Linked DNA regions of Mus musculus: region 1 is linked to region 2. A link is a loop called in an ENCODE intact Hi-C map of the cell type or tissue named here. Cell type or tissue: left cerebral cortex. All regions are shown on one strand. Links, peaks and the distances in the headings refer to the core of each region. The heading gives the core; the rest is flanking DNA. Region 1 overlaps Sbf2 (SET binding factor 2). Region 2 has its middle 43 kb from the start of Wee1.

Evidence for each region. Hi-C counts contacts between places; a loop is a spot of excess contacts. Peaks named below come from ENCODE experiments on the same cell type or tissue, not always from the same donor. Only the 100,000 strongest peaks of a DNase experiment are listed, where the experiment ranks them.
Region 1: it touches region 2 in a loop (2.2-fold over the local background); 12 of 42 quality-filtered maps call a loop at or near these places.

Annotation. Positions count from the first base shown.
Region 1 is chr7:110,420,033-110,430,355 of GRCm38, forward strand. Sbf2 (SET binding factor 2) reads right to left here. Exons shown (of 41, transcript NM_177324.2): 14 at 8,156-8,360; 15 at 2,413-2,522; 16 at 760-909. It also overlaps the pseudogene Gm9064. Among named protein-coding and RNA genes, the nearest start is that of Gm32861, 140 kb to the left of the region's middle. In left cerebral cortex, for the core only: no CTCF peak of the experiment used is centred there; no DNase peak of the experiment used is centred there.
Region 2 is chr7:110,159,684-110,170,006 of GRCm38, forward strand. No RefSeq gene overlaps it. Among named protein-coding and RNA genes, the nearest start is that of Wee1, 43 kb to the left of the region's middle. RefSeq lists an enhancer at 3,126-6,638. In left cerebral cortex, for the core only: CTCF peaks have their summits at 3,578 (motif pointing left), 4,632 (motif pointing left) and 5,280 (motif pointing right); DNase peaks (open chromatin) are centred at 4,649 and 5,261; H3K4me3 peaks cover 1,288 bases; H3K27ac peaks cover 623 bases.

The DNA of each region.
Region 1 (10,323 bases), core at 775-8,774, 260 kb after region 2:
TCTTTCAATTCATTCAGTTATTATTGGATTGCTCGTTATTAATTCCTCTCTGCTTCAATAACATCTAAAAACTGAAAAGGGAGTGACATATATAGAGAGAATTTTGGTTTCTTAAAAAACCCAGTTATGTTATGTGAATAGGTTTTTGTTTTAGTCCCAGATGTGGGATAAGAGGCCACCTAACAGCAGGTGTCATGATTTGCTTCATGCACAGCCAGGCCCTGAGAGCCTGTGGAGGCTGCTGCCCCCGTGCTGCTCCTGGTCGTTGTTATTGTGGTTTGATGAGAAGAAATTGAGGTATTCTGATGACGAAGATTGGACTTGCCTCAAGGGACTCAACATCCTAATCAGTAGGAAGTAGTCCAAAGAGATGTATGTTCCCTTTCCCTCTAACCTTCTTTCTCTCCTACCTAGTGTTGAAGGTTTGATTAGGGTGTAATAAAACATTAAAACCCAATAAAATAGCCAAAAACTACATTAACAGACATAAGTATAAAATTTGGTAATATACGACTATGGGCCTTTAATATATTGCTCATATTATAAAATCAGTAAAGTAACAAAGTATTTGTCACTAGAAAACAAGGAAAGAACAAAGAAGTGAGGATTTACATCAGCTAAGGAGCAAGTGACTCCATGGATTTCAGCTCTTTTTTAGCCATAGCAGCCTCAAGACATTGATAGTTCAGTAATTAATATATCTTTTGGGGAAAAAAGGTATTTGCAAAATGGGAATAATCTAAAATCACTCAAGATTACCTGTAGAGTACAGTTCATCATCCTTATTATGTAGTCAAACTGTTGATGGTCCAGTATTGCCCGGTTCTGCTGAACGTGCAAGCCCAGTTCATCAGTGAGACACTGTCTTGCTGCTTTTCCTTTAAGGGCCCTCAAGGCAGCAGGAAGGGTCTGAGAACAAGAGAATTCCATGTGACCAAAAGAACCTTCAAGCAACCACACTGAAAATTCAAATATGTCCTGTCAAGTATTTAACAAAGTCACCAGAATTGAATTCTTAGGGGATGGGTGACTCACTATTAAGACCAATTGTAAAACAGAATTGTAATTATATGTTCATTTATAAGACAGTAAGAAAAACAAGTACAAGTAGCTTGTAATGCAGACTGAGAAAACATTAAATTCACCCCTCCTTCCCCGGAGTTGACAGAACTTCAGTGACCAAATAGACTGCTGCTTAGATCGTGACACAAAGCTATAGACATTTAGACATCTTTGGATGTTATCTTTAATGAGAAAATTGCTTTCATTGTAAGAACATTCAGAAATGGCTTCCTAATTTACTATATAAACCTGCTCATTTGCATTTTGTAACAGAGCTTATTTAATTAAAAAATCCTAAAAGTATAGAACAAAGGTACAAATAAGCAATTAAGGAAAATTGTCAGAGCAATGGGGCACAACAACAATAGAAGCAGGTATAAAATCAGCATGCAAAGCCTGGTATGGCGGCATACACCTGTATTCCAAGGAGCTGAGGCAGGAGGATCAGTAACACAACATCAATGTAGAATACTACAGAGTGAGACCTTGTCTCCAAAACTCCGAACCAAAACAAATCAAAATCAGAAGAAAACAGCATGCAGAAGCTGAAGGCAAAAACCAAACCAACAAATAAACAACAAAAGGCTCAACATGAAAAAGTGAGGGATGATGGGTTAGTTGTATAGTAAGTAGCAAGCAACTGTACATATTTACCAACCCCTTGCAGCAGATGTTGACAACTGTGACCATGAGTCACCAAGAAAAGGCTATGTCATGTTCAGCATGATCCATTGCAGAAGGCAAGAAAACCCAAAGGCACGTTTAAATTTTATTATCAGTTTCTAGTATTCATTATACAATTTAACTAGATTCCTTGCAAAAGATGAAATTATATATAAAATAGAGTATGTGAAAAAAGTTTTAAAGAACCAAGCTTTGGTTTTAAATTGGAGAGAAAGTGGCTGGAGAGACAGCTCAGCTGGTAAGACTGTGTACTGCTTACACAGAGATACAAGTTCAATTCCCAGCACCCACATCAAGTGACTCTTTACAGTATAACTCCCACTTTTTGGGAGCTCTGGTGGCATGGCATCTGCTGACACCAGCACACACACCCCACACATAACACACACATACACACACACACACACACACACACACACACACACACACACAGAGAGAGAGATATAAAAAAGATAATATGAAATCTCTGTAACAAAAATTCGTAGATAAATGACTACAAAACTTTTCTTGTAGGCATATATTTAAACTATAGTCTAAATTATAGACACTGTTCATTTAAGTCATTAAAGTGACTTAGAGACAAAAGAGAATTAGAGAAGATACCACTTGATAACTTCAAAATGTAAGCCTAAAAGGAAAATAATAAATAGGAAAATGTTTTATTACCTTCTCAGTTTCCAAAGTTTTATTTTCAAATATGAATGAGATGCAGTTTCTAACAACTTCCAGTCTCTGTGCACTGTTAAAAACTGTTATCACTTTTTCCATTATTGAAACTAGTGGAGGAATATAAAGAGAACACAAATAAATTAGAACTACATAAATTATGCACTGACTAGGCTAATCTTTCAAATCCTTGGGGAAAAAAACTTAAAATAAATGTAACAAGTGAAAAAATAGTATAATTGGTCATGCTAATAGTCTTAAAGTAATTTATTTTTTCCTTTGGAGTATATACAATTTAGCTCACATTTTCTAACAATGAAGAGGTAAGTTACTAGTATAACACTTGCAAATATGTACATATCTAAGAAATCAACTTCAAGATACACCCAGAATACTAAACTAGAGCTAAAACAGGAAACAGCTCCACTCTCATGAGACTTTAACACATCCACCTCAATTGCTAGGGAAGAAGAGACAAGCATCACTAAAGACAGACAGTCCATGAACCTCCAGAGAGCATGCACAGGACTGACCCAGGCCCTCTGCACATATGGAACAGTTGTAAGCTTGGTCTTCATGTAGGATTCATAACAGCAGGTGCAGGTGGCTGTCTCTGACTACATTGCCTGCCTTTGTGACTCTTTCCCCTAACTAGGCTGCCTTGTCTAGCCTCAAAGATCTAGTCTTATTGTAACTTGATATGCCAAGGCTGGCTGATATTTTGAAGAGAAGGAGAGGAGTGAATAGGGATGGGGGAGTAGGGACTAGGAGGAAAGAAGGGCGGAGAAACTGGTCGGGAACAAAGAATTCTCACCCGAGGAATACCCAATGGCTGAGAAGCACCTGAAAAAATGTTCAGCATCCTTAATCATCAGGGAAATGCAAATCAAAACAACCTTGAGATTCCACCTCACACCAGTCAGAATGGCTAAGATAAAAATTTCAGGTGACAGCAGATGCTGGCGAGGATGTGGGGAAAGAGGAACACTCCTCCATTGTTGGTGGGATTACAAGCTTGTACAACCACTCTGGAAATCAGTCTGGCGGTTCCTCAGAAAATTGGACATAGTACTACTGGAGGATCCCACAATACCTCTCCTGGGCATATATCCAGAACTCGCACAATATGTACTCACTGATAAGTGGATATTAGCCCAGAAACTTAGAATACCCAAGATATAAGATACAATTTGTGAAACACATGAAACTCAAGAAGAACGAAGACCAAAGTGTGGACACTTTGCCCCTTCTTAGAATTGGGAACAAAACACCCATGGAAGGAGTTACAGAGACAAAATTTGGAGCTGAGACGAAAGGATGGACCATCTAGAGACTGCCATATCCAGGGATCCATCCCATAATCAGTCTCCAAACGCTGACACCATTGCATAAACTAGCAAGATTTTGCTGAAAGGACCCTGATATAGCTCTCTCTTGTGAGACTATGCCAGGGCCTAGCAAACACAGAAGTGGATGCTCACAGAAAGCTATTGGATGGAACACAGGGCCCCCAACGGAGGAGCTAGAGAAAGTACCCAAGAAGCTAAAGGGATCTGCAACCCTATAGGTCGAACAACAATATGAACTAACCAGTACCTCCCAGAGCTCATGTCTCTAGCTGCATATGTATCAGAAGATGGCCTAGTCGACTATCAGTGGAAAGAGAGGACCATTGGTCTTGCAAACTTTATATGCCTTCAGTACAGGGGAACGCCAGGGTCAAGAAGAGGGAATGGGGAGGGATGGGGGACTTTTGGGATAGTATTGGAAATGTAAATGAAGAAAATACCTAATTTTTAAAAAAAAGGAAAAAAAAAAAGAATAAGAAAGATAGTCCTTAGGCCTGCCTCTTTTTTATTAGATATTTTCTTTATTTACATTTCTTTTTTTATTAGATATTTTCTTTATATACATTTCAAATGCTATCCCCAAAGTTCCCTATACCCTCCCTCCGCCTTGCTCCCCTACTCACCCACTCCCCCTTCTTGGCCCTGGTATTCCCCATGTACTGGGGCATATAAAGTTTGCAATACCAAGGGGCCTCTTTTCCCTGAGATCTCCGACTAGGCCATCTTCTGCTACAAATGCAGCTAGAGATATGCACTCACTGATAAGTGGATATTAACCCAGAATCACAGAACATCCAAGATACAATTTGCAAAACACAAGAAAATCAAGAAGAGGGAAGACCAATGGGTGGCTACTTCATTCCTCCTTAGAATAGGGAACAAAATACCCATGAAAGGAGTTACAGAGACAAAGTTTGGAGCTAAGATTAAAGGATGTACTATCCAGAGAATACCCCACCCAGGGATACATCCCATAATCAGACACCAAACCCAGACACTATTGCACAATGCCAGAAAGATTTTGCTGAAGGGATCCTGTTATAGCTGTCTTGTATGAGGCTATACCAGTGCCTGGCAAATGCAGAAGTGGATGCTCACAGTCATCTATAATATGGAACACAGGGCTCCCAATGGAGGAGCTAGAGAAAGTACCCAAAGAGTTGAAGGGGTCTGCAACCCTATAGGTGGAACAACAATATGAACTAACCTCCAGACCTGCCTCTTTTTCTTGGTCTCACTGAACATGAGCTGGAAGAGGTTAAGTCTCAAAATGGAGGGCCATGATCCAAAGGACTCAGAACAGTTGAGGAAGCCTTTTATTGGTGATCTGAGCTTTGAAACTACGGATGATAGCTTAAGAGAACATTTTGAGGAATGAGGCACACTCACTAAAGTTTGCAGTAATGAGTGTCCCCAAACAAAACATTCTAAGGGCTTTGGTTTTATGACCTACTTTTGTGCTGAAGAGGTGGATGGTGCAATGTGTGCTCAGCCACACATAAGGTTGATGGGGATGTGGGAGAACCAGAGAGCTGTTTCTAGAGAGGATTCTGTAAAGCTGAGTATCCATTTAACAGTGAAGAAAAAAATGCTGGTTAATAGATACAGAACAAAATTTCAAAGAAGAATCTTTCTTCTTTGAAACGTGTGGCAAGATTGAAACTATAGAGGTTATGGAAGACAGGCAGAGTAGGAAAAAGAGGATTTGCTTTTTTAACTTTTGATGACTATGATATGATAGATAAAATTGTTGTTCAGAAACATCACACTATTTAAGGGCAGAACTATGAAGTGAAAAAGGCCCTTTCTTCTTTTCTTTTCTTTTTTTTTTTAAATTAGGTATTTATTTCATTTACATTTCCAATGCTATCCCAAAAGTTCCCACACCCTCCCACACCCACTCCCCACCCCCCACCTCTTGGCCCTGGCGTTCCTCTGTACTGAGGAATATAAGGTCTGCATGACCAATGGGCCTCTCTTTCCACTGATGGCCGACTAGGCCATCTTCTGATACATATGCAGATAGAGACATGAGCTCTTGGGGTGGGTACTGGTTAGTTCATATTGTTGTTCCACCTAGAGGGTTGCAGATCCCCCCAGCTCCCTGGGTACTTCCTCCAGCTCCTCCATTGGGGGCCCTGTGATCCATCCAATAGCTGACTGTGAGCATCCACTTCTGTGTTTGCTAGGCCCCGCATAGTCTCACAAGAGACAGCTATATCAGGGTCCTTTCAGCAAAATCTTGCTAGTTTATGCAATGGTGTCAACATTTGGAGGCTGATAAAAAGGCCCTTTCTAAACAAGAGATGCAGTTGGCTGAGTCACAGAGACATTATAGAGGTAGATCTGACAACTTCGTGGGTTGTGGAGGAAACTCTGGTGGAATAGGCGGCTATGGTGGTGGAGGTGGTGGCAGCAGAGGTAGTTATGGAGGTTGTGATGGTAGATATAATAGATTTGGAGGTGATGGTGGCAACTACGGTGGTGTTCCTCGTTACAGTAGTAGAGGAGGTTATGGAGGTGGTAGACCGGGTCATGAAAACCAAGTTGGTGGATTTGGTGGCGGTAGAGGAGTATATGATGGTTACAATAAAGGAGATGCTGGTGGGAACTATAATGACTTTGGAAATTACAGTGGGTAAAGCAATCAAATTATGGACCCATTAAGAGGGGCAGTTTTGATGGAAGTCTTGAGGCAGTATCAATGGTAGTGGCTATGGATCTGGTGGTAGAAGTGGTGGATATGGTAGCAGAAGGTTTTAAAACACAGCATAAAAGACTGTCATGGCCACAGTTTGAAAAAAGTGCAGCTATTGATTGATGCAATATAGTGTCAATTAGATGCACATTCCTGAGGACTTTTGTCTATTGTAGCCTTTTCTTTTCATTACAATCAAGCATATTGCCCAGTAAACTGTGATAGTGGCACTGGGAGTAAAAAATAAAGAAAATTTTAATTTAAAGAAAGGAAGAAAGACAGTCCGAAAAAAGAGGAGACTGAATTTACAAATCAGATATCTGGTAAGGGAATCACCTAAAAACTATTGAAAATTCTAGTAATTCAATAATAAATAGCTCAAATTAAAAGTGGACAAAGACACTTTATTTATTTGAAGAAAGAACTCATGATGTAGCCCTAGATGCCCTAAAACTTTCTATGTAGACCAGGCTGGCCTCAAACTCAGAAAATTACCAGTCTCCGTTCCCTGGCTGCTGAGGCTAAGGGTGTATGCCACAGTAGCCAGCATTATAGACATTAACAGAAGATGCAGACAAGGCAACAAAGAGCTGCTTAGTACTCTGGTGCTGGGAGGTGTCACACCCTCGTGTGACATTGCTAGTAGAGTGTAATGTAGGGCACCTTCTATGGAAAAGAGCGCCAGCTCCTTAAAACAGAGTATTCTTAGGAATGTACTCAAGAGAAGTAAAAGTATATTTACACAAAAGTTGCATATCAATGTTCATAGCAACATTATTAATAAAACTCCTGAAGCAAAACCAACTCAAATGTCCATCTCCTCATGAATATTTTTAAAAAGGTCAAATATACATGCATTTCCCTTATTGTTGAATATTATTCGTTCACAAAAACCAATGGCATAGTTACATATGCTACCATAAAAACTTTGAAAACATTATTCTAGATTAACAGGCCTGTCATGGAGGCACACATGGTACATAACTGCATTTATACAAATGTCCACAATAGGCAAACCCATAAAACCAGGAAGGAGATTACTCTCCAACCTAGAGAGAAGGTAGTTCTAGAAGGAAGAAGGAAATCATTGAGGACGGGTACAAAAGAACAATGGCTTAAGAAAATGTTCTTCAACTAAACCGTGATGATAGAGTAAACTGTAAGTTACTGCAAAGTTGCTGCACTGTATATTCGTAGGAATTTCAGTATGTGAAGTACAAAAAAACTACTTTAAGCTCAATAAATTGTTTTAAGAAAGAAACAGATTTGACAGTTTATCATGTTTTATGGAGGAAGGGTGGATGGAGTAGTTTCTGTTGATAATACTCTGATTCTAGTTTATGAGCTTGATCATTTTATAAAATTATATGCTTTGCATTGATATGTCTTGTATTTCATTAGGACACACAGTTTGTTTTTAGATAGAATCTTATTTTGAAAGAGATATTCTAGGTGGGTGTTGTATTCCCTAGGTAGCTCAGTCTGGCCTAAAGCTTGCGTCAATCTTCCTGCCTTAGCCTCCCAAGTTTTGGGATTATAGGAATATGTCGCTTCCTGTCTCATAAAAGATTCATTTTTAAAACGAGCAATGTGTGTGTGTGCGTGTGTGTACACACACACGCACACACACACATATACACACACAAGTACACACACACATGCACACATGGATGCATGCACACATGCACGTACATACCAACGGGTGGACCTGCTGGCACTACACATTTCTTTTCTATTCGTGTAGCAGGAGGTGCATTCTGGTTCTTAGCAAGATTTTCCTGTATTAGTTCTTGAACCCGGGCTTCATTAATCTTTGGAAAAGGAAGAATATGAACTCTCAAGTGGGATCCTTCTGTTGGACGTGGAACTTTCTGGAATGCCATATGAGGGTTTGGATTCTCCTGTAACATCACACAGAAGAAAAATTATCCAAGTTAACATATTTAACATAACTTTGTTAAAATAGGAAGAATACAAGAGCACAGAGGGACACACTAAAATCAAACAGGTGTGTACATTCATATACATGCCAAAGTATACAGAATACCAGGTTCTTTCTCCAAGCTCTTCCAGCAGTATCTCAGACAGTTGGTTGTCTTCTTCTGTGAACAGATAGGTACCTTGCTTTGGTTTTAGATCTGGTTGCATCTTCTCACCTTTTAATTATGCAAATACCCCAATGCTTGATCCTTGGGCCTCTATTCTACTGACACATGACTCCTTTAGAGATTACTTCCAGTTTGTTAGCTCTTTATCATAAAGACATCAATGATTCAATGCTCTCAATCTGAATGTTCTCTTCAATTCTGTAGTCCTCTATTTAACTATGTACAACAAAGTATTTCCACTAAGATTTAAAATAACAATGTCATCTATTTAGAAATCTATTTTCTCAGTCTAGATCACTGAATACGTATTTTGGTCATCTCTAATCCCTCTTTCTAACATACAATTATCCATTTTTCTATCAACCTTGTGGATTTCACTGTCAGAGTAGATTTATAATCTGCCTACATCTCCTTTTAGTTCAAGCTAACAGCTTTCAGACTATTCAGTACAACTGGTCTCCCTGACTCTGCCCTTTTCCATCTCTCAACAGTAAAGTCAGTGATCTCATTAAAATATGACAAATCACCACACAACCTTGTTCATTCAAGTAGCCCCTTCACCAGAGTAAAACCCAAAGTTATTAATGAGACTGCAAGATGTAGCATTTCTATTCAACTATAATTTACATCCATTCGATTTGAAGCTCACAGGCTCTCCTGTTGCTGCCTTAAGACCTTGACACACAGCTGTTCCCTTGGTCTGAAATGTTTCTCTGCTTCCTCTGGAGTTGCAGTTCTTATATACATCTTTTATGGACACTTTACCAAAATTATACTGTCTCCCTCGATACATCTTTATTTTCTTTATATTTTTTCTCTTTAATATGTGAAACCTTTCTACAAACTATGATTTATCTATTGTCCAGCCTCGTCTCTCTAAAATGAAGCACCACAAAAGCGGATGTTTTGCTTGGTTTAAAAGGTATTTTTAAATTAAAAAACTTAAACATTTTATTTTTCTTCATAACTATGCATGTGTGTGTCTGTGTGCATACACACACTTGTATAGAGCTGCTGGAGGAGGCCAGAGGAGGGTACTGACTATTCTGGAACTGCAGTTCTAGGTGTTAATGAGTTGTCTGATGTGGATACTGAAAATTAAACCTCTGGGCCATCTCTCCAGCCCCATTTTAAAAAGTTAGTGTTTTATTTTGTGTTTTTGCTGTTTTTGTTTTATTTGTCTTATACCTATTGCAGGAAAAAGATAGGCATGCAGAAGGCACTAAACTACTTTCCACTGCATCTATCAAGTATGATATGTTTGACATACATCAAACTAATAATTTAGTTAATTGAAAGTTTCTGGGGTAGGAGATTGAACGCAGGGCTTTCTATATGCTTCCGCTGAGCTATACCCTAACCCCATCAGCTAATATTTTTAAATACTCTTAGGGCCTGTGTGAAACTTTATCTAGCATCAGTTTAAGGAGGATTCTATTTCAAATCCTGAGCAGAGTGGAATTCATGTATTCTATAAAGTTCTCTAGGGAAGGCTGCTTTACAACTGTTCTTAGACCACTTCTAGCATTTATTATCCTTCTGCCACCAGAAAATTCCTTATTTCCACTGAACCTATGCTATTCATGGTGTAGACTAAACTCATTTGTATCCTATAACATGCTCTTGTCAGTTAAAAATGGTCAACTGTCACCATCTATTAGAACTGTCCCCCAAAATTTTTTCTGGTTATATGGCTCAGATCCAGAAAAAAAAAAAAAGGTGGATTAGGGCAGAGGATACAGTTAGCATTTCTCAG
Region 2 (10,323 bases), core at 1,092-9,091:
AACCCTAAAATCACTTCCCCTAAAAAATTAAATCAAATGTATTTGTATACGTATGTGTGCGTATTTGCATTAGCACATGCATGCAGATCCCCGAGGTCTCCAGAAGAATCCAGAAGAGGGTGTCAGCCCTGGATCTGTAGAGTTGTTAGCTGCCTGGTGTGGGTCAAACTCTGGGAGCAGCAAGTGTTCTTAACCACGGAGCCCTCTCTCCAGTCCTTTCATTGATTTTGTTTGTTTCTGCTCTTAAATCTACTTTTGTTTTATATGTTTATGTGCATGGACGAGGAGCAGGCAGCAGGTGTAGAGGCGAAAAGACCACTTCTCAGTGGGAGTTTCTTTTTCCATAGTGTGGGGTCCTGGGTTAAACTCAGGTTGTCAGGCTTGGCAGTAAGCACAATGCATTACCCACCGAGCCATCTTGTCAGCCCCCTAGTGTGTGTGTGTGTGTGTGTGTGTGTGTGTGTGTGTGTGTGTGTGTGTGTTGAGACAGTCTCATGTAGCTCAGGCTGGCTACATGAACTCCTAATCCTTCTGCCTGTCTTTTCTGCACTGTTTTTCCTAGGCTATGGTGTCAGGTGTGGGTTTTGTTGTGCTTTCCTTTTTTTTTTTTTTTTTTTAAAAAAGGGAAGTGTTAAAATGATCCAAGCAGGGCTGGAGAGATGGCTCAGTGGTTAAGAGCACTGACTGCTCTTCTGAAGGTCCTGAGTTCAAATCCCAACAGCCACATGGTAGCTTACAACCATCTGTAATGAGATCTGACACCCTTTTTTGGAGTGTCTGAAAACAGCTACAGTGTACTTACATATAACAATAAATAAATCTTAAAAAAAATGATCCAAAGAAATGATTGACTTGCTGTCAGAAGCACCCCCCACATATAAATGCATGCCCATGTATGTGTGTATGTTCATCCTCGTGTATATGTGTCTGTGTATGTGTTTCAGGAACAGCAAATGGAGAACAGTGCTCATTCAAATGTTTAGACACTCAAATGTTTAAAATTCTTTCTGTCTATTTATTTCTTGTGTGAGAGCTATGGAGTGGAGTAGGATGTGTGTGTGTCCCATGGAATGTGTATGGGGTCAGAGGTCAGCCTGCTGGAATCACTCTCTCATCTCACCACATGGGTCATGGGAATTGGATTTAGGTGGTCAGGCATGGTAGCAGATACCTTTATCTGAGCTGTCCAGCTTAGACTTTCAAACTTGAGAGGGGGGGGTTGGGCATCTCCCTAGAAATCAAGTGTATAGATGGATCTGAATGTGGAGCTCAGGATAGAAGTTGGTTCAGGATTTTATTTGAAGATTGGTAGAGTATCAGTGGCATTTAAATCCACAAACCCAGAGGCTGGAGAGACAGCGGCTCAGCAGCTTGAAGCATCTGCTGCTCTTGCAGAGGACCTGGGCTCTGTTCCTAGCACCTACGCTGGGCAGCTCAGAACTGCTCGGAATTCCAGCTCCATGATATATGGCACCCTCTTCTGGCTGCTTTAGTGGCCTTTTTTTTTTTTTTTTTTTCAATTTATTTATTTAATACATGTGAGTACACTATAGCTGTCTTCAGACACTCCAGAAGAGGGAGTCAGACCTCATTACAGATGGTTGTGAGCCACCATGTGGTTGCTGGGATTTGAACTCAGGACCTTTGGAAGAGCAGTCAGTGCTCTTAACGGCTGAGCCATCTCTCCAGCCCCTTTAGTGGCCTTTTTAAAAAAAAAGATTTATTTATTGTGTACAGTGTTCTGCCTGCACAACAGAAGAGGGCACCAGATCTCATTACAAATGGTTTTGAGCCACCATGTGGTTGCTGGGATTTGAACTCAGGACCTCTGGAAGAGCAGTCAGTGCTCTCAACCTCTTGAGCCATCTCTCCAGCCCCACTCAATGCTTTATGACTCTTGCTTTAATGACTCTATGAACTATGATAGTATTTTAATTCATATCTAGAAAACATTTGAGCATATTAAATATGAAATCTTTTTATTGAGACAAGACCAGACTGGCCTTGAATTCAGAGATCCTCCTGCCTCTGCCTTCCAAGTGCTGAGATTAAAGGTGTGTAGGTGTGTGCTACCACTGCCTGGGTTAAGGATAAAATCTTTGTTTGTATTTATTTTTATTTAAAGTACACTGTAGCTGTCTTCAGACACACCAAAAGAGGGCATCAGGTCTCATTACGGGTATTTGTGAGCCACCATGTGGTTTCTGGGAATTGAACTCAGGACCTCTGGAAGAGCAGTCAGTTCTGTTAACCGCTGAGCCATTTCTCCAGCCCCTCCCCCCTTTTAAGATTTATTTATTTTTTATTTAAAGTACACTGTAGAAGGATGAAATGTTTTTTTGTTTGTTTGTTTTTTTGTTTTTGTTTGTTTGTTTGTTTTTTTGAGACAGGGTTTCTCTTTATAGCTCTGGCTGTCCTGGAGCTCACTTTGTAGACCAGGCTGGCCTCGAACTCAGAAATCCGCCTGCCTCTGCCTCCCGAGTGCTGGGATTAAAGGCGTGCACCACCACGCCCGGCTCCTGAAGGATGAAATCTTAATACTTAGTGTCTGACTCTAGCTTTGGAAGAGAGTTGGGTGAAGTGACACTTTTACAAAGTCACCTCCTTCTGAGGTTGTTTATATTAAATTTATTAAGGTAAAATTAGATATTTGACTATATCAGTTTAGCCTAATGAATTTATGATTGTTTTTCAAAGTACTATTGTATGCTCAGTTCACACAGAATCCGTGGGTGCTCTGCTGGGCGCGCACTCTCGCCTCAGGGCTATTTTAATATTTTCTGTTCCTTTCTGTTTCCTCCCTCAGGTTGAAGTAGACCTGTTGCTCATTTCCTTTGTCTCTTAGTTCAGATCTCATCTTATCGATTACCCCCTACCCTGCCTAACCAGATGCTAGTAGCATGTCTCATCTAGCACTGTTCTGAGCTTTCTCTCAGCCTTCTCTTATGGATCAAATCGCATGAGTTCTAGGCCAGTCTGGTCTCCACAGCAAGTTCCAGGCCAGCTAGGGCTACATAGTGAAACCCTGTTTCAAATAAAGAAAGTGTCCACAGACCTGCAATCTCTCAACTGAAGTTTTCTCTTCTCAGGTGACTCTGGTCAGCTGGAGGGCAGCAGGTTTTTGTTTGTTTGCTTTGCTTTTCCACTTTGTTTTGTTTATTTGTTGTGCTGCAGACCTACACCAGACTCTTAAGCATTATAACCCATCCCCCCAGGCAATTTCCTGTGTAGCTAGGGATGGCTGACTGGGAACACACTGTAGTTGTAGCTGTGCCTGATCTTAAACCCCTGATCTTCCTGCTGCCACTTTTCAATTAAGCTAAGTAGTTAAGAACACTCAGTTAACAACTGTTTGCAACTCCAGTTCCAGGGAATCCAGTGCCCTATTCTGGCCTATATAGCTCAAGAGTCTGTTTTTAAAATTATCATATCGTTAGGGGCTAGAGAGCTGATTCAGTTGCTAAGAGCACTGGCGGCTCAGTTTTCCCTATGACCCAGGTTCAATTCCCAGGGCTCACTTGGTAACGCACAACCATCTGTAACTCTGGTCTCAGAGGACTCTAACGCCCTCTCCTGCCTTTGGTGGGCACTGCATGCACATGGTGTACACATATACACATAAATAAAAATACAGGAGGGGAGAAAAAGTGGCAGTTTTGAACTCCTAATTACCTGCCCTACCTCTCAGATGGGCGGTGCTACCCACCCATCTTATTAGATTTGTTAGCGTTTTTTTTTTTCTTTTTTGTTTTTGTTTGTTGTTTGTTTTCTTTTGAGACAGAGTCTTGTTGTGCAGTTCAGGCTAGCCTCAAACTCACATTCTCTGATTTTGAGGTGCTAGATTACAGGCTATCACCAATATATCTGTTTTATGTAGGAGGCTGGCGGGGGGGGGGTTGTTTGGTTGTGAGTTTTTTTTTGTTTGTTTGTTTTGTTTTACACAGGGTTTCTCTGTGTAGTCCTGGCTGTCCTGGAACTTACTCTGTAGAACAGGGTGGCCTCGAACTCAGAAAGGTGACTGACTCCCAAGTGCTGACTGTAAGGGCACGTGCTACTACCACCCAGTTCTGGTTTGTTTTTCTGTATAAAGTTTTATTCATTTGAGATACTCTCAGCTTGAATTTTGTTGGAGACAGTTTTTCTCAGGCTATTATTATTACTTTTTAAAACTCTGTTTAGTGTTCATGGTTTTGAATTCCCTTGTAATATTTTGTTATTTAAAGCTGGAGAATTCCAATATTTATCCACAGATAAAACGTTTACTCTAATTGATATTGCGTGTCTTTGTCTTTAAAACATTTACCATTTTAATCCCTGAAAGTTCATTTGATGTCTGACTTGGAACTTAACATTTTTTACACCTCGAAGTTTTCATTCACTTCCTAGAGCAGCGCTCCTGCCGAAGCTGCTTACCTTACTGAGGTATTTGGAAATGTTACTTCATATCGACCTGATCAAGTTTCTCCACGTTTGCTCTGTCTCATGCCCTTACTGCCGTATTTGGAAATGTTACTTCATATCGGCCTGATCAAGTTTCTCTACGTTTGCTGTCTCATGCTTTTCAGTTGAACTCAGCTTCTATTTTTAACTTCAATTGAGCGGGGTTAAAAGGAACGTCTCGCCCCCTGCTGGCGCCCGTGGTCCCGGGAAGACCGGACAAAAGCCACCACGTGGCTCACATCCTGGGCTCAGTTTTCTTAGGAACCCAGAGCCCCATGCTTGCTAGGCAAGGGCCCCAACCCTGATCAACGCTTTAGCAGGCGTCCTTTTGCTCAAGTCTAGAGCGTCACTGGTGCCAACTCTCCAACACAGGGAGGAATTGGCTTTGCTTAATTTTGCTGCAGAGTGGGCTGGCCCTGCTAAATCCAGGGTACCGGGCACTTAACACTGTGAGGTCGCTGTGCGGAGCTAGACTCTGGGCGCTCCCGTTTTTTCCTCACCACCCAGGTGTCCATTTTCTCTTTGCCGCGACGTGCCTGCATCCTTTTCTGCCTTGGAATTATAATCGAAACACTCGGTTCAGTCGTGAGAAACATGTTTCATATATGCAACGGGTGCTCCGATGTTTCTACGACTAGCCTTAGGAGCCTAGAGTACGGTTTGGTGGTCAAAGTCATGATGAGAAGCAGAGGGTCTGAGGGGTCGGAGGGAAGGCACGATGAACAATATTAGAGAGCATTACTGGAGTTACCGAGGCTAGGCAGTCCGCTGGGTTATGCACTACACCCAAGAAGTCTGCGCCGCCCCGTGGTGCCAGTGCGCAGCCGCAGTCCCGTAGCGGGACCGAGCGTTCCCAGCAGAGGGCACTCACAGACAGGACATTCCGCAAGCTCTTCCTGGGTGACCCAGGGACTGCACCTGTGGCCTGGGTTTCCCTTGATCATGCCCTGACAACCCGCGTCTGGGAAATTCAGTCAGAATCAATCCAAGACCACAATTTAGAGACAGGTAAGCTTGACGGTGGTTGCAGCGTTTGGTGAAACAAAACGTCAAGACCAGCCTCTGCTACATAGAGAATCTGAGGCTATCCTGAGTTACAGTGAATCCTGTTTCAGAACAAATCCCTCAAAGTCCCATTGTCTCTCTGGCCTTGAAGCTCTTGAGCCCCGGATCTAGGATACTGCTTGTTGGACTAAAGGACTCACTAATCACCTTTCCCAACCCTGCCCAGGTATACCACCTCTAGTAAACAGACTTAACTAGTCTTTGAAGGCAGTAGTTCTTTTCAATGAATTCCTATTTATTTATTTTCTTATTTATCACCGTCTGTAAACAGGCTTTGAAGGCAGCATGTGTTATAAGATGTGTTTATTCAAGCCTACCAGGGGTCCTTAACCTGGGGGTTGACTCAAGTAGAACATTTTAGGATCCAGGGTTATTCATGAAACTGGGTGAGCTGTTTCAACTTTTAGGCAGACGTGCAGTGTTTTTGGAAGGAAGTCCAGTAGTTTTTCTGATTACCAAAGAGTTCTTAAGTTTAGTTTGTGGGTCCAGGGCTCGGAACAAATGGCTCAGTGATTAAAGCACTTACTGTTCTTCCGGAGGACCCAGGTTCAATTCCCAGCACTCGCTTCACAACTGCCTGTAAGTCCAACTCCATAGGATTCAATGCTCTCTTCTAGCCTTAGTGTAGACACACATACGTTAAAAATAAAAATAAGTCTTAAAAAACAGAAATGCAGGCTGCACATAGCCCTTCCTTCAATCACAGCTATGGAGGCAGAGGCCAGCAGATGGGTCCCTGTGAGTTCCAGGCCAGCCAGGGCTACATAATAAGACTCTCAAGGAAAAAAAAAAAAATCTCAAATCAATGTTGGGCTAGGAATGTATGACCATAACACATAACCCAGGTGTAGTGGCTCATGTCTATAGTGGAGAGATAGATACAGGAGGATCCAAAATTCAAGGTCTTCTTTGGTTATACAGTTACTTTGAGACCTTGCTTCTTACATATAAATAGTAAATGAAAGGAAATAAAATCAATGTTATAAATTCAGGACTCTGCAGAAAAGGACCCCCTGCCCTGAGACCTGGAGTGTTGCCTGGCCTCTACAGGAGGAGTCATGCAAAGTCACTAGGCCTGGGTTTCTCTCTCTCTTTACAGAAGGCCCCCATCTCCACCCAGAAAACTCCAGAGGCACGGTTGTTTCCTTTTAAAGCCATGTTAGGCCCAAGTAGATGCACTTCTGCATTTTTAGCATTTAAATAGAAATGGCTCTCTGGTGGGTTTTCCCCTGCGTTAGTCATGCAAATGCTCTATGCCTCACTTACCACTCAGTTTCGGTGCCGGGATGGTTCTTTTGCACGCGTCCTGCTAAGACCCTTCCTCACCTCCTTGTATGGGAGTCCCTGGGGAAACTTGAGTGCTGACTTCACCGTGCTGGGATTTTCCTCAGAGTACCTGGGGGATTAAAAATGTGCCGTTTTTATGGCACAGAAAAAGAGAGAACACAGGTTGTTCTAGTCATGAAGGAAAGGTACTGAATCCCGTTTATAAGTTTACCACGAGAACTTTGTTTCGTTTTTTACTTTAAATTTTGTTTATTTTATTATTTTATTTATTTATTTATTTATTTATTTATTTTGGTTTTTTGAGACAGGGTTTCTCTATAAGCCCTGGCTGTCCTGGAACTCACTTTGTAGCCCAGGCTGGCCTTGAACTCAGAAATCCGCCTGCCTCTGCCTCCCGAGTGCTGGGATTAAAGGCGTGCGCCACCATGCCCGGCTCTTTTTATTTAATTAAATTAATTAATTAATTAATTAATTAATTAATTAATTAATTTAGGGTGTTTTGAGACAGGGTTTCTCTGTGTAGCCCTGGCTGTCCTGGAACTAACTCTGTAGACCAGGCTGGCCTTGAACTCAGAAATCCACCTGCCTCTGCTTCCCAAGTGCTGGAACTAAAGGCGTGCGCCACCACTGCCGGGCTGATTTTATTTTATATGTACGAGTGTTTTGCCTGCATGTATGTAAGTGCTGTGTATGTATGTGGTGGCTATGGACATGGTGGGTGTGTACGTGGTGGCTCTGGAGGCCAGAAGAGAGTGCTGGTTTCTCTGGAATTGGAGTTACAGATGAGTATGAGCAGCTGTGTAGTTGCTGGGAATGGAACCTGTGTCCTCTGCAAGATCAGCAAATGCTCTGAGTAGCTGAGCCGTGTCTCCAGCTCCAACAGCGTTGTTTTAACATAGGTTTTCCTATGAAGGCTTACTTTGCATTGCTAAATTATAGGGGGACATAACTCTGCGTAAAGAACAAATATGTTTTACAGTCTCTTATCTCTTTTTTTTCCCAAGACAGGGCTTCTATGTGTATCCCTGGCTGCCCTGGAACTCACTCTGTAGACCAGACTGGCCTTGAACTCAAAGAACTGCCTGCCTCTGCGTCCAGAGTTCGAGAATTACAGATGTGTGCCACTACTACCCAATCCAGTTTCTACCTCTTTATAAGATGCTGCAAGCGGGGGCTGGTGAGATGGCTCAGTGGGTAAGAGCACCCGACTGCTCTTCCGAAGGTCCGAAGTTCAAATTCCAGCAACCACATGGTGGCTTACAACCATCCGTAACGAGATCTGACGCCCTCTTCCGGAGTGTCTGAAGACAGCTACAGTGTACTTACATATAATAAATTAAAAAAAAAAAAAAGATGCTGCAAGCATTTGTGTGTGTGTGTATGCACGGGATTGTAAGAGCATTGAAGTTAAGGTCCCTCTACATTATATTTATTCATTCATTTAAACACAAATTCTCCTACTGAATCTGGAGCTTGCAGTTTTGGCTATCCTGGCTGGCCAGGGAGTCCCCGGGACCCACCCCTCTCTGTGCTCCTGTAGCCCTGGGGTTACATGCCTGTTCCCATACCCAGCTTTTTCCAAGGGTCCCTGGGGATCTGAACTCAGAACTTCATGCTTGCACAGAAAGCACTTACCCACTGAGCCATCATCACAGTCCCCATTTTTTTTTTTTTTTTTTTTTGGTTTTTTGAGACAGGGTTTCTCTATATAGCCCTGGCTGTCCTGGAACTCACTCTGTAGACCAGGCTGGTCTCGAACTCAGAAATCCACCTGCCTCTGCCTCCCGAGTGCTGGGATTAAAGGCGTGAGCCACCACACCCGGCCACTGTCCCCATTTTTTCTGTCTTTATCGTAAGCGGCTTGGTTTTCGTTTGTTTACTTGTTTTTGAAACAAAATCTCACTGTATACCCTAGCTGGAAGTCTCTGTGTAGACAGGCTGGCTACAGAAATCCACCTGCCTCTGCATCCTTAGTGCTGGAACTGAAGGCTTGTGGCACCATCTCTAGCTACTTATTGGTTTTAAGACTGGGTCTCATCCCTAGATGACCTCAAACCCTGAAGAGACAAGTGACCTTGAGTGTCTTTTGATCCTCCTGCCTCCACTCCCTCAGTGCTGGGACTGCAGGAGTAGCCACTGCATTCAGCTTGCGTGGTGCTGGTACTTGAACCTAGACCTTCAAGCTACTCTTCCAACCCAGCTCCATCCGGCCTCAGATTTAGTGTTTTAAATAGCTGTATACTGTTCCACCATGCAACATGCTTCATCATTTCCCTTCCCTGTACATTTTTGCCTGGCTTTCAGGTTGAGGTGTGTGTGTGTGTTGATAAAGAGCATTTGCACAGCAACCTCTTCTTTTCTTAGGCCATTTCCTGGTGGCATGATGAACTCTCTACAGAAGCTGCATTTGTTGCACTCATCCATTTAGCAGCTATTTAGTGAACATCAACTACATGTCAGAAATTGCTTCAAGGATATAGAAACAGCGCCGGGCATGGTGGCACACGCCTTTAACCCCTGCATTTGGGAGGCAGAGGCAGGCGGATCTCTGAGTTTGAGGCTAGCCTGGTCTACAAAGTGAGTTCCAGGACAGCCAGGGCTACACAGAGAAACCCTGTCTCGAAAAACAGCAACAGCAACAACAACAACAAAAAAGAATATAGAAACAGATAAGACAAAGTCTTAGTTACTGTGGAGACTGCAGGACAATGGAGAGTGAATGGCCAAATGTACTTTGTGTGTGAAGTGGTTGAGAAGGCCATTTTGATAAAGTGACACTGGAATAAAGACAGGAAGTGTAAGAGAAACACTTAAATAAATTCCAGAAAGTGCCTTCTAGACAAGGAGATATACATGCAAAGGCCCTGTGGTAGGAATGTCCTTGAACAGAAGGAGGCGATCAGAGTAACAGGAGTCGAGTGGGCCAGAACAGGAGGGAAGAAGGGATATGATCAGAGAGAGATGAGGCCTTTTACTTGGATATGAAGAAGCCAGGAAAGGATTTGCAGCAGCTGACAGCATGGTGTTAGGTACATGCCTATGATCTCAGCTCCTGGGGGATGGAGGCAAGTTCAGAGGAGAAGTTCAAGGCTAGCCTGCTTCTGTTATATAACAATTTTGTAGCTACCCTGGGCTACACAAGATATATATTTTTTAATATATATATTTTAACTGTACTCTTTTAAAAGAGTCAGTTTAGGTAAGGAGGAGCGGGGAGCCTTCAGAGATGACTCAGGAGATAAGAGCACATAATGTCCTTGTTGGAAGACCCAAGTTAGGTTTCTAGCAACCATGTTGGGTGCCTTCAACTCACTTGTGACTCTAGCACCAGGGATTGAATGCTCCTTTCTAGCCTCTACAGGCATCTGTACTCGTGTACACACACACATACACACACACACACACACACGCACACACACACACGCACACACACACACGCACACACACACACGCACACACACACAGACACACACACTTAAAAATAAAATTTAGCAGGGTGGTAATAGCTCATGCTTTTTAATATCAGCATTT